Regions from separate parts of the Homo sapiens genome. Here region 1 is linked to region 2. A link is a contact called in ENCODE Hi-C or POLR2A ChIA-PET data. All regions are on one chromosome and are shown on one strand. The core of a region is the stretch at or near the end of the contact, and the rest is flanking DNA. Distances in the headings are between cores, read along the strand shown. Region 1 overlaps RORA (RAR related orphan receptor A). Region 2 holds the start of RORA (RAR related orphan receptor A).

What was found. Hi-C counts contacts between places; a loop is a spot of excess contacts on that map. ChIA-PET counts read pairs that join two places held with the same protein, here RNA polymerase II (POLR2A). Pooled maps may share reads with other maps.
Region 1: a map of sigmoid colon shows a loop between it and region 2 (2.1-fold over the local background). The contact joins the enhancer-like site here to the promoter of RORA in region 2. A Hi-C loop is called at or near these places in 1 of 168 maps with a recorded cell type or tissue (sigmoid colon) and 1 of 50 pooled maps. POLR2A ChIA-PET finds 5 or more read pairs at or near these places in 1 of 52 experiments (activated naive CD4-positive, alpha-beta T cell).

What each region holds. Positions count from the first base shown.
Region 1 is chr15:61,049,964-61,055,650 of GRCh38, forward strand. The region is part of intron 1 of RORA (RAR related orphan receptor A); the gene reads right to left. All of the region lies in intron 1 of LOC107984805 (a long non-coding RNA gene), which reads right to left. Among named protein-coding and RNA genes, the nearest start is that of RORA, 180 kb to the right of the region's middle. RefSeq lists a silencer at 1-160. Within about 2 kb of position 1,653, at least 2 of the 41 ENCODE cell types and tissues checked have a DNase peak (open chromatin) inside an H3K27ac peak, as active enhancers do.
Region 2 is chr15:61,226,237-61,231,916 of GRCh38, forward strand. It overlaps RORA (RAR related orphan receptor A), which reads right to left and starts at 3,066. Exons shown (of 11, transcript NM_134261.3): 1 at 2,817-3,066. The coding sequence starts at 2,982.

The DNA of each region.
Region 1 (5,687 bases), core at 403-2,902, 180 kb before region 2:
ACTTCTTAACTGCAGGACTTCTCAGAGGCTTTTAATATGGTAATGAGTGCTGTGCAGTGAGATGACTCAAATCAATATATAGCCAACACGTTTGATATGACCACAGAACCCATTTCCCTGAACACTTTTTATCACCTCCTAGAGCAGGGGTCAGAAAACTACTGCCCATGTGGTCTGATCTGGCCACTGCTTGTTTTCGTAAATTTTCACTGCCCACAGCCAACCTCATTTGTGTACATGCCGTCCATGGCTGCTTTCACACTGCAGCCGCAGCGATGAGTCATGAGACACGCACCCGTGGCTCACAAAGTCTAAAATATTTACTCTTTGGCCCTTTACGGAAAACGTGTACAAACTTTGTCCTCTGAAATATAGTTTGGGAACCTACTTCACTCATGATATCAATAATTCTAAAAAATTTCAAACAATTTTTAAAGTCAACATTGAGAAGTTTTCCATGGTTAGAATTTAATAATTACAGTCAATAACTCTCTTAAAGCATCGTGACAATAAAGTAGAAGGACACTGTGTAATTCTATATGGTCTCTGTCTTCAGGGAGCTCCCAAGCTAGTTTGTGAAAAAGAGAACTCAAGGCACAAACAACTGGGGGGCAAGAGATGTTCTAAACACTAAGAGGAGGCAATATGGCATAGTAGAAAGAATGCAAGCATGTGTAAGAGTAAAACATACACAGGGCGCAGAGTCACAAGAGTCAGGGGTTGGTCTTGGCTGTGATACCTTCTCCTGCGATAAGAGTAAGACCTGCTTTATTGAGCACTTACTATGTGCCAGGCACCATCCCAGTTGCTTTCCATGAAGGATTGCTCTTTAATTCTTATCATAATGAATAGGTACTATTATTATCCCAGTTTATGGGTGAGGAAACCAAGTCTTAGGTTGACTAACTTATTAAAATAAAGCACATACCTAGTAGGTGGTGAACAAGAGCCAAAACAAGTCTGTTGGTCAGCTAACCACCACGTTATAGTGGCTGCTGCTTAGGGGCAGCATATATCCTCTGCATTTCCCCAGAGGTGACAGAAGTAGTGGAGAGGGTAGTGCTCTCTAGGCTCTGACACACAGCCCATGTTTGCTGACTCAACAACCACACAACGTAATGCTATGGCACCTCAGGTGGCAGGGAGGGTATCGTGGGCTGGACTGATCTTCAGAAGGCTGCATCTGAGCAGGGTGTGGAAGGATGGCAGAAGGAAGAGGGGAGTGAGGCACTCAGGGTAGACAGAAGGTGATACTGCCACATCCTCCACTCAGAAGGAATCTGGAAGGTTTTGACAAATATGTACATTTTGGAGTGGGAACAGCAGAAAGTAGGGGCTGGCTACCTACTTTCCACTACCCCTATCCCCACTCCCCCTAGGGGGTGAGGCAGAGATAAGCACGCTTTGTGGGGCACACTGATCCACAAACTTGCAAGCCTGAGCTCCACTCAGCAGCAGCCTGGGCAGGATGAATGGTGGTGTGCAGGTGTTTGCGGCATGCATAGCTTCTCTTTCTCCTAGAGTCAATCCAGTGATCCCCTGCGAAAAGAATCCTCCACTTGACCTGAATGCTCTGTATTGGCACCTTCTGGACAGGAATCCTATCGGGTATTTCATCAAAGCATCCCACAGCAGTTTTAAGTGTGGCTCCATGAGAGTAAGACACCAGGACAGCTGTGCCACCTAGTGATGCTTGCCTGTACTGTCTGCATCCCAGAGAGTGGGAGAGGCTTCGGAAAGGACTGGTATTTGCTATTTTTGGCCAACACTTCTACATGCAAAGGAATCTGAAGTCTCCGCCTGGGCTTCAAAACATTTCTTGTGGCCTCACTGACCATTCCCGTGAGCCTCAGGGGACATGAGTGTCTTCAAGCTAAGAGGGAGCAGTCCAACTCTGCAGCACGAATTACCAAGGAACATACAACAGACACTTCCCCTCCTCCATTTCTGCCTTTCAGCAGAAAGGGAGGGTGCACCTCCTCTTACATCCTATTGTGGCTGCAATAACCTGCTTGCTTTCTTGTGCAGCCTGGAAGTCTTATGCACACAGCACCTGCTGCTTTCTAAACTAAATAGAAATGCTATCGTCTGCAGTCAGAAACAGAAAAGACAGAGGATGCCTGGTGAGGATCTGTCCTACATCCCAGAGTGCAAGAGTTAAAGGTGCTAACCATTAGTGTTATGTGGGTGCAGCTTATGCACACAGAGAATGATCAGTGTTTTCATTTAATAGGAACTCTCCTCCACTCCCAAACACAGCAGTGGAGGGAAAGGCCTTTTAAGCCTTATTAAGGTTGAGGAAAAACTCTGGTGAAATTATACTACATATTTTTGTTTCTTTCTCTATTTCAGATTCCTTGCAAGAGGTCCACTGGAAAGCTAGAATTCTAGAAGTCAGGATGGGAAAGCCTCATACGTAATGCTTTTGCTCCTTTGAATTACAGTTAACTCCAGTGGTGCCACTGACACTGCTTTCGCGTAGTGGTTCTAGTATCGTACGATGCTGATACAAGTAAGCTATGGCTATGTGTTTTCCGTAAGAAAGGAAAACATCACTCCAGGAGAGAAATGGAGGATGAATGATATTTATCAGATTGTAGCTTCTGAAAATGGATTTGCTTTACCAGATCAAAGACAGCCTGTTTCTACACATCACCAATTCTGTGGGAAACATTCCAGATATTCTGAGAGCGCATTTTGAGACTGAGTAGTTGGTTCCCTCACTGACTGTTTCTACTGTAAGTAATAGTATATTTCCATGCACTCTTGATTGGTATTATACAGTTCATCAATAAGACAAAAGCAGAAAAGAGGTACAAAGAGACCAACAGGGAAGAAAGACGCGAAGATGAAAACTTCAGCAGCATGCCACGTACAGTTGGCTTGGATGTACCCTGCACAAAAGTGTCCAGCCTGTACCTCGCTGACCTAGCTGTTCGCCGGTACAAGATTAAGGAAGTGACAGCTTTTCCTAATTCACTGAAAGTGCTTTGGGACTAAATTGTAGCACAGTATAAGTAAAGTATCCTAAGGGGAAAAGAAAACTCCATATTCATGATCCTTAATCTATTTTATTGATTAAAGATTTAGCCAAATACATCACTCCTGCTTTTGTCCCTGTAACAACCAATGCTGTGTTATCAGGAAGAGATAAAACCAGACCTGATCGGAGCTACTCAATCACTTGGTCCTGAATCACTCGCTTTTCACCCAAAGTCAACAGTCTTGATTCCTCATATTTTAAGGTGTTCATTGTAATGTACTGTTACTGTTTGCATACAGCTGTCAGCTGCAAAAACATTTTTTTTTTTGAACACAAAAATCAGGCTTTTGCCCCCCAACACCCACCCCCTTCCCGGGAGACTCCATGGTAGCCTACTGACTCACACTGACAAAAAGGACAAAGGCCCTGGGTTGTCTCTGCCGCCTGCCTGTCCAGATGTAATTAGGCCTCACACAGGTAACCCCTTGGGCAGCAGAGAAAGCTCAGCGAGAAGGCACGGGGTTGTGAATACAGTTTCACGATGATTTCCATGGCTGCCATGAAGGCTCTGATCAGCTACAAATGGGCAGATGCCAGGATGACCCTCCTGATTTCCTGGTCCCTCCTGGACCTGGATCTGGATCTGGATCTGGTGTCCAGGGAAGAGCAAAGACCAGGAGAAAGAGGTAGAATCCCAGCAACAAAGCCTGGGTATGCGGTCTTTGAGAATGCCTCAAGAAAACAAATTCTTGCTTCTCCCTTTTCAAGGGGCTACAGGGAGACGACACAGCTGATGGGTATTTTTGTAGCCAGATATCAAGTAGTGTTAACGTTGGGCATAGGTTCAAACAAATGTGCTCCGTTAAGAATCTACACAGCATGAAGAGTGTTTAGACTTCATGATATATATATATATAAACATTCTTCAGGGAGGGTTTCCTTCAGAAAATTCAATACTCAAGGAAAAGGAGTTAGGGACAGTTTATTTTGGTTATTTTCTTTGTTTGTTTTCTCCAAAGCTATTTCTTGAAAAAGGAATCCTTTCAAAGTAAATAAAGGAATCCTTTCAAAGTAAAATAGACTACATTACATTTTTATCCCAAAGCTGCTGGGTGGTAGGTGTGACTTGGAAAACTGTAGTTTGTTTCAAGCAAATCCACTTGGATTGAGCATGAAGGAAAATAAAATTAAAGGATGATGACGAATAAATGGAAATGTTTAAGGATCACTTTGGCCAGCATCTTCATACTTAATTGTTGCTTTTACATGTATGTAGTTTTTCCTGAACACAAGAGGAAACGTATGGTAATGTGAGGAACAGAAAGAATAAGATGGGAAACTAAACATTTGAAAAGAACTTTCATTTTCTGAAAAAAAAAAAAAATGTTCTCCCATAGATGCAACAGAATTAATCTTCATTAGTTAGCACAGCTATACTCTTCTTCTTAAATGTCTCAAATGATACTGTGACTTCCCTTAGAGAGGAGGAAATCAGAGGACAGCAGGAATAATTAAGACAGTAGGGCTAGGGGCATAGCAACAGGATTGGAACCCAAAGCCCCTGGATTTCTCATCCTCACTGAGGCACAAGAAACATCAGGCCTTTTGATTTAGGCTCCAAGCAATAATTAGCATCTAATAAGGTCCCTTCAATGAGGATTTTTACATTTATTTCCTATCACTAGTATATTATTTTAGATACTCTAATTACTTTTGAGGTGCTGGTGGTATATGAATAATATAGGTAAATGACACTACGAGACAAGGCACTGTTTGTAAATGGCCAAATTCTTTGGGCTGTACTAATCAAACAATGGTTGACTCTCCCTTTAACTTTCATCATGCATTTAAAACAGTTTTTTTTTGTTTTTTGTTTTTTGTTTTTTTTTTTTTTGGTGGGGGAGCAGTGAGGCAGCGTCTCACTCTGTTGCCCAGGCTGGAGTGCAGGGGTGAGATCACGGCTCCGTGTAGCTTCCACCTCCTGAGCTCAATCAATCCTCCCACCTCAGCTTCCTGAATAGCTGGGACTACAGGTGCACACCACCACGTCTGGCTAATTTTTGTATTTTTAGTAGAGACAGGGTTTCACTATGTTGCCCAGACTGGTCTCGAACTCCTGGGCTCAAGGGATCCACCTGCCTTGGCTTCCCAAAGTGCTGGGATTATAGGTGTGAGCCACCGTGCCCGGCCTAAAACACAGTCTTGAACTTATCTGGTTAAGTACAAGGTGCTAAAGGTGCCACTTGACCATCCTAAGCCTCCTCTTCTTTTCCCCATTTCTCACTTTTTAAAAATTCGAATTTATTTTTTGGTGTAAAGCTTAATAGCATGGGTTTTAACGTTTTTGAGGGCTGCTTTTCATTCAGAATTTTCACCACTCTTCATCGCAGCAGTTCCTGGAGTAAGCATGGCTTCACTAAGGGACCGAGGCCACAGTGAGAATTAATATTTATTTTTTGGCTAATGTTTACAGAGTGCCTTAAGCTGTTCAGCAAAAATCACTTATTTTCCCAAAGAAAACACACTCATCTCACTTCTCTACCGTCTCTCCCGCCCCTACAATGCCTTGCAGGTGTGTCAGGTTCTTTAGGTGTTTTCGATGTTCAGGTCCTGTGCCAGGCCATTATTAGGCCCACCCTACAAAATGACTTTAGCAAAACGGAGGCTGCTTCAAAAATTCCAGCTGGTTTTTCAAAGTAATACT
Region 2 (5,680 bases), core at 1,816-4,315:
AGTATCTCCCAAATCAGAAAGCTTCCCATTTCACCCAATGCCAAGAACTCCACTCCACCCTCCTGGAGGTTGAAAATGCTAATCATAAGGTGATGATGTTTGCTTTTCCTTTCTAGTTGTGTGCCTTTATGTTTTAAGTATTTAAAAGGCATAATCACCTAGTGTGTAGGTTAATTTCTTTCCGATATTGTAATTTATGCAACATTAATACTGGATGCCAGCTCCAATTTTCTTACTGCTTACACTCTGGGAGCCGGCTTGCATATTCTGCCAACTCCATTACATCATCTGAAAACCCAAACATTTCCCATTTTCAAATCACTCTCAACTACCAGGCATACTTACACATTCTCTCTTTTTCTCCCTAGCTCACACACATAAAGATTGGTACCCCTGAGGAGCAGATGCTACATCTGAGGTTAAAGTCTGCAAATGCACATAATTTCTGGAAGCTATTACTACTGCTGTGTTAGCTAAAGGATGCCTCCATCTCTGACCTTCCTTTTTCCATTCAGACTGTTATATAACCTAGTGCCTGCGTGCAGGATGTGAGTTGAGTGTTTGGGCCTTACCACCCCCCTCCCATTAAATCTTCCAGGAGGGACAGACAGGGGCTGGTTCAAAGAATGAGTTGGGGTGGGGGCAGAGGGTGGGGGGAAGGGGATATGGGTCAGCAGGTCAGCTGTGCAAGATGTATCCCACTCCTACTATGCCCCTCTCCCCTTTTTGCTGAGCCTAAGGGGGCTGGTGGCACTGAATGCTCCGGCGTTACATAATTTGCAAGAACAGCAAGTTACGGATTTGCTAGTCGGCTCTGCAGCCTGCCACCCTGATCGCTTGCAAGAACACCTTCTGGCAAGAATGACACCTGAAGATGTTAATAACACAGGGTGTGGGGGGGTCAAGAAGGAGAAAGGTGGCAGCACAAACCAAAAATTAGTGCAGCTTCCTAAATACTATGTCCCCCCCATTCCAAAAAAAAAAAAAAAGCCCCAGAAACACATGAAGGGGATTTTCTCCAGTGTTTCTGATTAACCCTGTTACATAACCCGCTCGCATTCCAAATCCACCGTCTCAGGGTCTAAATATACTCTTTGCAGCCAAAAGCTCCCCGCACACAAACTCACCGAGCTAGCGGCAGGTCCAGGCCCCCAGCCCTCATCCCCTTCCCTTTTGTCCCAGCCCTCGCCGCCCCCCTCCCGCTGAAACCGCGGTTCGCCGCGGTCACCCTTTGGAAATCGCCTTTAATTAAATGTTTTTCGCGTGTGTCATCCTGATGGCTTTTACTGTACTCGAATTCCGTGAATGGGAAAGCGCCTGGACAGGGGGTGTGGCTAAGGTGGGGGGGGGGATACTGTAAAACAGCCAGCACATGATCAGCCATATTCCTACCTCCAACTACAACATCGAGAGGAAGGGAGCAGTTCCTGGGGCCCCCATTCGCCTCTACCCAGCCCTCCCCAACCGCCGCCAGAAGCCGAGTGCAAGAGGAGGGGGCGCGCTGGGCCGGTACCCAAGCCGGGGCTGGAGAAATCCTCTCCGTCCCCAGCTCCAGGCGGCTCGCGCGAGCACGCTTCCTCCGGAGTGACAGGCGCGATTTATACATTATTTACAACAGTAATTAAAGCTGTAGCTTCCTCCTGTTCTTTGCAAACTCCAGGCGCATTCAAATAAATAATCCCCCACTCTCGAGAAAAACACACATCAGGTTCCAATACCTTCAAGAAAGAGTGAGCTTTCCTCAACAGCTCACTTTAGGAAAGGAGGGAGCAACTGAGTCCCCCCCATCCCCCCCAACACACGCAGACACAGACCAAACACCAAAATGAAGAGTAAAAATCGCCAGGGGAGGAGAAAACATTGCTTGCACTATCCAACCAGCATACAACTTGCACTGACCATCCCCAGGTTCCTGCAGAAATGCTTGGAACCTCCGAGAGGGAAGGATTCCCAGAGCAGAAATAAGTTTCGGTGCTTGCTTTTGTAGACGCTCCCTCCGGATGCGCGTGGAGCGCCCCACAGGACCGCCGCCCTCTGCGCGTTGGCGCGCACACGCCCCCCGCCAGCCTGGGCGCCGGGCTCCGAACCCCCGGTCTGCAAACTTGCGCATCTCCCCTCGCCGCGCCCGCCAGACAACTTGGCGAACAGCTCGCCCGCCCGCACCCCGCTTCCTTCGGCCCTTCCTTCAAATCCCAAACGCACCGCCGTGCTCCAAAGAAGGTGTCCACGTCGCCCCCAGACCCCGGAGCGCCCCCTCTCCACCCCCGGGACTTCCCAGGTCGCTCACTCCTCCCGCCCCCCGCCCAGATCTGAGAGGGACCGAAAACACACCCCCGACTCGGGCAGCCAGGGCCGAAACTGTCAAGAGGAGAAAAGGTAAAGCGGAAGGAGGGTGGCCATAAACAGATTTTTTTGCCCCTTCTTAAAAGGACACTGCCGCTTTAAAAGTTTCTTTCCCGGGCCCCCACTCCCCGCATCTCCGTATTTTGGGGGAGCGTATTTAATTGAGGCAACGCAGCTTTCCTCCAGTGTTTGCAGAAAAATCAAAGCCAGGGGGGTGAGCCCGCCGGCTGTCAACCTTCCCGCCGCCTCCCCCGCCCCACTCTGCTCCCGCAAGCCGAGAACGGGCTGCAAAAGTTTGCAACATTTCTGGGGGGCGGAGGGGGGAGGGGAGGGGGGTCCTCCGGGCTCGGGGCGCCGCCGCAGGCTCGCGCGCGGCCGCCGGACCCCGCGCCCCGGGCGCCCGCTCCCGGCCGCCCCCCGCTCCGCGCCCGGGCTCCCGCCGCCCCCTCCCCAGCCCCTCTCCAGCCTCCTACCTCTGCTGGTGCTGGAATAGCTCTGTCTGCGCACCGGGGCAGGCGGCTCGCTCTTGCGGGCGGATTCCTGGTTCAGCGGGGTCTCCCTGGAGCCGGCGGCCGCGTCCGCGCCGCTGCTGCCTGGCTCGCTGGCGGCGGGGTCGGGGGCTGCCGGAGCTGACTCCATGTTTTTTCCCAATGTAGAGATCGCTGGAGATGGCGAGCTCCGAGACTCCCTCTATCTTCTGTTTTCAGAGCAACTCTATGGTACCAAAAAAAAAAAAAAAAAAAAAAAAAAAAAAAAAAAAAAAAAAAGAAGGAGAAGGCGACCGGCGAAAGCAGGAGGGAAAAAGCAGGCGGCGGCGGGCGGGCAAGCAAAAGCGCGAGGGAGCGCGCGGAGTGTCTGGGTGGACGTGTGTGTGCGCCCGAAAGGGGACAAGAGGCGGGTCTGGCCACAGGCAGCGCTAGCGAGAGCTTCTCCAGCCGGCCCCCACACCCACATTCCCCACCCTCCAGACCCCAGACCGAGAGCCACAGACTGGCTGCCAATTTTGGGAGGTGGGGAAAAGAGGGGAGGAGGAGAACAGAGCCTCCCGCGCCCCAATCCTCCCCTCTCCCCAGCCCAGGGACAGAAATTAAAATCGGTGAGATGATTCCGTGCCTACTTCTGAGACTCTCTCGGGAACAGAACTCGTCCCCATCCGCTGCCAGCTTGGGTAGAGACAAATCCGATTGTCCACGTCCACGTTGGGAAATCGCAGGTAGCCCCCTGCCAGCCCTGCCGAGGGCTGAGGAGAAACTAAAAAGGAATTAGAACGGGGCTGACATCCCAAGGAAGGCGGAGGATGGGAGGACGTGGCACTTTTTACTTTGGGATGGGACGGCCAGTGGGTTTCCAATCTTGGTTAAAGACATCTGTGTCTAAAACAGATTTTGTGAATCTAGAAGCGCCATGGACAGTTTCTGGCATGGTTGAAAGAGGTCGCTTTCAGCTCCTTTGCTGTTTGTCCGCGAAGGATCCAGAAACCATTTGGCAGGGCATTTTCTACTGAAGAAAACTTTGGCCTGTTTGGTCGACAACTATCTAAGCTGGATAAAACATGCCACGCTGCATCTAGCTCAAGCGTGGCTGCTAATTGTCAATTCCCACTGGTACTTTTCCTATTAAATGTACAGTCTCATCCATAAAAGGTAGATATACTGGAGAGGCATTACTAATGCCCGGATAACATTCAGATAATTAACAGCTCCTAATAATTCGTATTATTATAGGCATCATTCTACACCCTCCTCCCATTGAAATACATTCATCCCCTAGTAGGTACCTAAAACTCCAGGAAAGCAGATAATTGCATCATCGTTACCTTGACTGCAAACTCCAAGATGAAGGAACAATACAAATTGAAAGAATGGAAAATACTCCAATGGTAGTAGCCTGATTTGTCTGCCTTCATACTCAATCTACCACTTTCTTTTGCCTGCGAAGACACTGTGGAAATACGCCCCACCTTCCTTTCAAAAGGATCCAAAATTTTGACAATAAATAATATTATTAGAGGCCAGAAGGTGGCATAAATATATGTGCTTCAGAACGTGGGGTAGGCGGAGGGAATTGGGGGACATTTTTCTTTTGCTAACTTCCTGGTTTGGAAAAATGCTTTAAAAAATAGTAAGTGCGGGAAACCCAGTTAGCTAATCCTTCAGAGGAACCGCCATATGCCAAATTTCACACATAGTTTCTGTTACTGTTACTGATCTTGATCTTATTTCAAATACACAATGCCCTTTGCCATAGTCTGTGTACTAATCAGCAAAACCTGTGGTCCACTCTTCGGGGTGATGTAAATGAGATGTGAACAGTCCTGATACCTTAATCCTGTCTCTGCAAGGATCCCTGGCTTTAGCCTGTCTGTTGGCGCCTACAAACAATGCACAATTGTCTCCTCCATCCCAAATCAGACGTGTGGGTTTCCCCATACGTGAAAGCACAGATTTCCAGAGTAGCCTTCACAACATTTACCATTGGTTAGCCTGTTAGTAATGTTCTTGATGCAATTGACCTAGCTTGTTACACTTGACTTTTCTAAGGAAACAAATATATCAAAGTGTACAGTTTAAGAAACAACTTCCTCTGGGACAGTGAGCATCTCAGAATACATTGGCTGCCTCATGTTTATTTTAGAATACTTTAAAAAATACTCGTCACATTAAATTTCACCAGTAATTCTATCTGGGACGCAAGTGACTTAAAAAGTATCCCTGGTTTCCTTTTAGGTACCAGTAGCAACTTGTTAACATTTTTTATTAAGTCTGTTCCCCTTGGACCTTTAATGAGTTTCTTACTGTTCTCCTTTAACTAAGGTGATGTTTAGTCACCCTGAAAAGACCATCTAGAAAATAGTCATAATGACCTGAATCAATTAAAATAGACTCTATATTCCCTTCAGAAAAAGATCGCAGCTCCAAAAAGCCATTTCTCCTAACTCTCTAAGACAATTACTGCTTCTGCAATTTAAAACAATTGGGAACTCAAGTGCTTTCCCCAAGGGAAAAAATAAAAGTGAGTTAGATACATTCCTTGACTGTCAATCACTGTGACTAAAGTGTAAATTACCTGGATTGGGGAAGCATTTGAAACCTGAAAAGCACAGTGATTAGGTTTATATTTCTTTCCTTCCGTCATGCTCCCTTTCGGATTACTAATTAAGGCTTTCCAATTTTCCAAATATTTGAAGAGATGGGAGCCTTCCTTAGACTCTGCTCATTGACAAAGGGCAACAGTGTTTGCTTAAAAATGGTTATTTTACTTTGCACCGAGTTCCCTGAAAATGGCTTAGAAAAGCTATGCTTGTGGAAGAGATCAGCCTAATTTCAGTTTTTTTGTA